Regions from separate parts of the Mus musculus genome. Here region 1 is linked to region 2. The links are chromatin loops, found by intact Hi-C in ENCODE. Cell type or tissue: gastrocnemius. All regions are shown on one strand. Each heading gives the region's core, and the rest is flanking DNA. Links, peaks and the distances in the headings are about the cores only. Region 1 holds the start of 1700065D16Rik (RIKEN cDNA 1700065D16 gene). Region 2 overlaps U2surp (U2 snRNP-associated SURP domain containing).

Region 1 (2,914 bases), core at 241-2,740, 360 kb before region 2:
CCTCCCAAGTCATCTCACCAACTTCCTTGTGTGGTTTGGATTTGTCTCCCTTACTTTTAATCATATCAAACATCTGTGTTTTCCTTTACTTATTAGCTATTTTATATTCTCTCTGGAGAAAAATCTCAATTTCCTTATTCATTTTTTTCATCAAACTTTTTTATTGTTGAATTATGTAAGTTTTTAATATATTAATAGCTGTTAAACTTAAAATTTTAATCATTTTAAAAAGTCTGTATGCGCATGTGAGATATATATGTATGTATGTACATATGAATATAGGTTCTTGTGCCACGGTACATGAGTTAAGGACAGGGAACAACCTCAGGTGTTGGTCCCTGCCTTCCAGAATTTCAGTGATGACAAAATTTGTATTATCAGTTTTCCAAAATCACTTTATCTCATATACTTTTAGACAGAAATTACTAAATTCAAATTTTTAATGATTTTTTTTTTTGCTCCCACAAAGTCTATTTGCCACATTCATGCAAAGTAAAAAAACAAACATACAAACAAAAAAACCCTTCAGACAGTACAAAAGTGGTCTTTTCATTTATCCTCTAATTTAGGTTTTCGGTTTTTGGTATGGCCAACAGGAGGAAATGAACATCGCTGCGGTGCAAAACTAAAAGGAAACTGATAGCTCACAGACTTAAGGTCAGCACTAACTCTACGTGCAAACTTTCCAGCCTGAGAGAACCGACTTGAGAACTCAATGGCTGCGGTGTCCTGACAGAGGAAAACCTAGAGCGCAGAAGGGGCGTGGCAAGCGCTAATTTCTGATTGGAACCCGGTTCTCCTTTGACTCTCGAGGTTGACAGAAACAAGGGGTTTGCTTCCCCCCACCCCCTTTTTTCTCTTGTCTTTGTCTTTCCAGAGGCAAGGTCTCACTATTTAGTCCTGGCTGGCCTAGGGGCACCTCTGCCACCCAAATTCTGGGATTGAAGGCGGCGAGCCTCAAAGAGGCAACTGCAGATGAACACCAACGCGTGTTTTAGTTTGGGGGACGCTGTGCACGTTGGACTCCGTGGACCCGTGGCCAGTCCCGGGGACTTCCGACTAGAGTAGCGGGCTGGCCGACGCTCGGCCTCTCTCGGAGGAGAAACCGCCGCGCTTCCCTCAGAAGCGGGGCCGTGATTCCCAAACAAAACCTCAGCCAATGGATTCCGTCAACAACGACCAAAGGACCAGGACCCGGGGGAAGTTTTCGGGAAGCAAACGAGTGTGGTAAGATGGCCAGAAGAGACCCTTCTCGAGGCCAAGCGGGAAGCAGCTCGCGTGGACTGGCTCCCCGCGAGCCGAGCCGCGGCTGCCACGGTCACCCCGGCACGTGGGTCGCCACGGCGCTCCGGCCAACTGCCACTGTGAGGGAGGGAACGGCGGCCACAGGCCGCGGCGCGGGCCGAGGAGACCCGGCGACTCGAAGCTGGCGACGACGCGCGGCCCTACCTGGCCAACTCCCGCAGGGCGGGGATCATGGACGCCAGCTCCAGCCCGTGGTCGCCCATGGTGACACCGAGCGGCTCTCAAAACAGCCGCCGCCGGCGCCGGGCTTCTCCACAGCCGCCTCCGGTGGAGAGGGCGGAGCGTCGACGGAGCCCCGCGAGGTCCAAAATTCTCCTCCCGGAAGCCGCTCTCGGTTGCGGTTGGAACCCTGGGGAAATCCCAGAGGCGACAGGGGCGGAGCCGACAGCGGACGTGCCCGCCCACTTTCCCTCCCAGGCGAGTGCGTGACCTACTCCACGGGTATTTTTTGCTCAAACCTGGATGCTCAGGGAAGCCGTAAGCTAGGATCTGGGTCGGAGAGGGACCTGACGACCCAACAAAGTTAGATATTTCACTATGTTCGAATGGCATATTTAACTAGGTAAGGCCATGCAGTAATCCTTACATTTGCTGTTTAGGACACAAGGGTAATTATTGATACAACCTCCAAAAATAAAATTAAAAAGTGGTGGAATGGCAGCCAGATGCGCTCTGACTGCAAAGCTGTACTTTGAACACCCATCCCTTTGCCCCGTTTCCTTCAGTGATGCCCTGTGACGAGGAACTTTAAGCTGAAGCAAACCTTTTCCTTCCCAGGTCACTTTCCATCATTGTGTTCCATCACAGCAATAGAAACCTAACATAGGACAGGCAACTATGAAAAATAGTGTATCTGCTAAAAAGCAAGAAAAGCTAGCTATTTTGAAATCATGTTGAGAAAGATGACAATAATGACAGAGCTGAGGGCACAGTCCAGTGGAAGAGCACTAACCTAGCTCGTGAGGCTCGGGCACAGAGGACCTAGAGTACTAAACAAACTACAGTTAAACGATTTTAAAAAAGAAGGCATAGTTGCACATGCCTACAATCCCCTTACTTTGGGTATAGAGGCAGAAGGATCAAGAGTTCAAAGCCATCCTTAGCTCTATAATGAGCTCAAGGGCAGTCTGGGATACAGGGGAACCCTGTCTCAAAAAACAAAACAAAACCAAAAGCCACTACCACCACCACCAACAACAACAACAACCCAGTATGTAATTCATCACTGAGTAGCACTGCAGTTCTGAAGTGCAGGACCCCAAACAGCAGAGCTCTGGCAAATCTAATCCAAAAAGCAATTTTTGAAACAATTATTTGTTTTTCACTTTACATTCCAATACCACCCCCTCTCCTCCCAGTGCCGTTGGTGGGCCACCATGGGCAGTCCACATATGTCCTAGGCTATCTGTGAATATGATCCAACACAACTGAGGGACAGCACCATCACCCAGTGTCGGTAAGTGGTAGGGAGGTACTGATAGCTCTCCACAGAGTGACAATAAGCTGGCCACAGCACTACATGGCTATAATTCTAGCACTTTAGAGGCGGAGGCAGCATGGTAACCAGCTTAAGCCGCCTTAGGTTACATGGTGAGGCACAGTCTGAAAC
Region 2 (2,914 bases), core at 281-2,780:
GGGATTAAAGACATATTCCCCCATCCCATAGGAACACATCTTAAAATAACTTTTTTTTTAAGTATTTTTAATTCAGCAAAACTTAGTTTTTACACAAAAGATTATATTCTTCATTTGAATAAACATTCAGTAAATTTTTTTTGCCATTTCTCTTTGGATTTATAAACAAAAATTTGAGCATGCAAATTTTGTTTCTTTTCTTTTTTCTTCTTCTTTCTCCTTTCTTTGTTACTTCCTTCTATTTTTCCTCCATCTTGGTTTGAGAAGGGGTTTCTCTATTGCCCTGGCTGTCTTGAAACTTGTTCTGTAGACCAGGCTGACTTGAACTCAGATCTGCCTGCCTCTGGCTCCCGACTGCTGGGATTAAAGGTGTGTGCCACCATGCCTGGCTATACATTTAGTTTCTTAGAATTGTGTTTTTCCTTCAGTTTCAACGTAGTCTTCATTTGAAGCTAACTATAATTACAGTGAATGATGGCAAGACATTTTTTCTTTTCTGAGGAAAAGATGATTTTGAATCTGTTTGAAAATTTGATTGTTGGAGCTGGAGAGATGGCTCAGTGGTTAAGAGCACTTTTGCCCAGGACTGTAGGTTTAGTTCCCAGTACCCCACAGGTGACTTACAACTCTCTGTAACTGCATTTCCAGGGGCTCTGACATGCTCCTCTGTCTCATTGTGCACCAGGCACACACATAGTGCACCTGAGTATGTGCAGGCAAAACACTCAGAAAATAGAAATCTTAAAAGAGGGAGAGAGAAAGAGAAGTGACTTTTGTGTTATTAACTGATTATCTTTCACAGAGGGCTTTTAATGTAACCTTCAAAATAGGTGGCCTCAATGTTTCTCACCATAATATCCTTCCAAAGTACTTTGTTAGCTTCTTATTTTAGTAAGGAAGAGAAAAACTTAAGATTTCAGTATTTTAGGCTTGTATTTAATTAACTGCCCTACCTTTTACATTTGTGAATCCCGAGTAACATGAAACAACTAAAGGCCTATAGACTATTTAGATCAGATTTTAGAAGGAAACTTTCTAAATTGTAATAATGAAGGCTTCAGTAAAATGTTTCTTTGGATTGGTTAGGTGGCTCAAGTTGTAAGGGTTCTTGCCATCAAACCTGACACCCCAGCTTGCTGCTTGGGACCTACATGATGGCTGAAGAGAACTAGCTAGCTTAAGTTCTTTGGCCTTCACACATATGCTCTGGCACACGAGCCCTGTCTCTCATATGCATACACACAAAAAACAAACAAACAAAAAAAGATCTTTGTGAATTCAAGGCTATCCTGGTCTACATTAAGAGTTCCTGTCTTTATAATTAATTCTTTTAAAATACGTGAGAATTTCATTTATATAAATGGATTTTGATCAAATCCACCCTCCATTCTTCCCCTTTCAATCCCTCTTACATCCCCCTTTCCCCCCAACTTCATGTACTTTTCCTTAATGTTTAAAAATTTAAATAAAATTATATCATGATTTCCCCCTTCTAGTTCCTTCCTCTATCCCCTCCTGTGTTCCCACCTCCTGACTTCCTCTCAAATCACACCCCTTTTATTATTATTGATATGTGTGTATATATATGTGTACATATATATATGTATATGCATATATACACATAAATGACTAAGTACAAGCTGCTGAGTTGTTTTAGTGTTGCTTGTGTATGTATGATTTCAGGGCTTTCCTCTTGGTATTGTATAACCAGTTGTGGGCCTCATCCCTGGGGAAGACTAAATCTCCTTCTCAGCAGTCTTTAGTTGCCTGGCTTCTGTCTAGAGGTAGGGCCACTGGAGATTTCCTTCTTCCACTTTAGCATGTCTGTTGGTGGTGTTATTTCAGGTCATGTTTAGGCAGCCATATAAGGTTTCATGGCTGTCATTTCTAGGAGACAGTCTATCAGCAGACTTCCTGGTCTCTGGCTCTTAAGATCTGCTCTTTCAGTTGTGTTTTAGTGCCCCTCAATCAGTTAGTTAGTTAGTCCCTGTATTTTGAACAGTTGTAGTTTCTGCAGTGGTCTCTCACTGTTGCAAGGAGAAGCTTCTGTGAGGCTGAGAGCTGCTCTATCAGACAGAGGCAGCTCCTGAGCTTGGTCCACATCTTAGCTTGGCAGTGTTGTGAAGATGGCAGTGGACAGGGGCAGGAAGGAAGAGGGAAGAAAGAATCCCACTCTATTCTTTAAACCCAGTGTGTTTACTTAGTGCTGCCAGGCACAGTTTTCTTGTATAAATTGACTCATTTATCTGAACTGCTTGGCATGTTTATTGTTTTTTTCCTTTTTTTATTTAAGATTTTGACTTCTGGAATATTTTCATATACATGAGGTATCTTGGGCATAGGACCCAAGACTAAACATAAAACTCATCTCTTTCTTATGTATAGCTTCACATATAGCCCAAAGGTAATTTGTTGCACAGTATTTTACACCTGAAATTTGACTGCAACCTGTTCTTTGAGATCAGATATAAAATGTTCCACTTGTGGTGTTAAGTGTTTCAGATTTTAGATTTTCAGATTAGGAATGATCATGTATATTCAAAAATATTATAAAGATTTATATATGCTGAAATCTGAATGCAAAGTAGATGGTACATTCTCAATAAAAAATGAAATTATGTTTATATCAGTGTTTTTGATAAATGAGGTACTTAATTACGGATGTGATGTGATTTTAATCCTCCCATTTGAGGGTGTTTCCTGTCATAGCTGCTGCCTTTCCTGCAGTGTCTATTTGCCCTCCTCTGTGCTTTCTTTTCTCCTAAGCCTTGTTTTTTATTTCTTTGGTTTTTAACCTTTATTTCCCTTTAAAAAATGGCTCTTGCCTGTAACTGACTTTGAGTTCGGAAATAAAAAGCATCCCTTAATTACTATCTATTTACATTAGAATGATGCCTGAGATCTAAGTTTGGAG

What was found. Peaks named below come from ENCODE experiments on the same cell type or tissue, not always from the same donor. Only the 100,000 strongest peaks of a DNase experiment are listed, where the experiment ranks them.
Region 1: a loop joins it to region 2, with 4 times the contacts of the local background. A loop is called at or near these places in 18 of 42 quality-filtered maps.

Annotation. Positions count from the first base shown.
Region 1 is chr9:95,856,319-95,859,232 of GRCm38, reverse strand. 1700065D16Rik (RIKEN cDNA 1700065D16 gene) reads left to right here and starts at 1,351. Exons shown (of 2, transcript NM_001271569.1): 1 at 1,351-1,726. The coding sequence starts at 1,477. It overlaps Atr (ataxia telangiectasia and Rad3 related), which reads right to left and starts at 1,636. Exons shown (of 47, transcript NM_019864.1): 1 at 1,450-1,636. The coding sequence starts at 1,508. In gastrocnemius, for the core only: no CTCF peak of the experiment used is centred there; DNase peaks (open chromatin) are centred at 854 and 1,610; H3K4me3 peaks cover 1,768 bases; H3K27ac peaks cover 1,514 bases.
Region 2 is chr9:95,496,063-95,498,976 of GRCm38, reverse strand. The region is part of intron 3 of U2surp (U2 snRNP-associated SURP domain containing); the gene reads left to right. Among named protein-coding and RNA genes, the nearest start is that of U2surp, 14 kb to the left of the region's middle. In gastrocnemius, for the core only: no CTCF peak of the experiment used is centred there; no DNase peak of the experiment used is centred there; H3K27ac peaks cover 990 bases.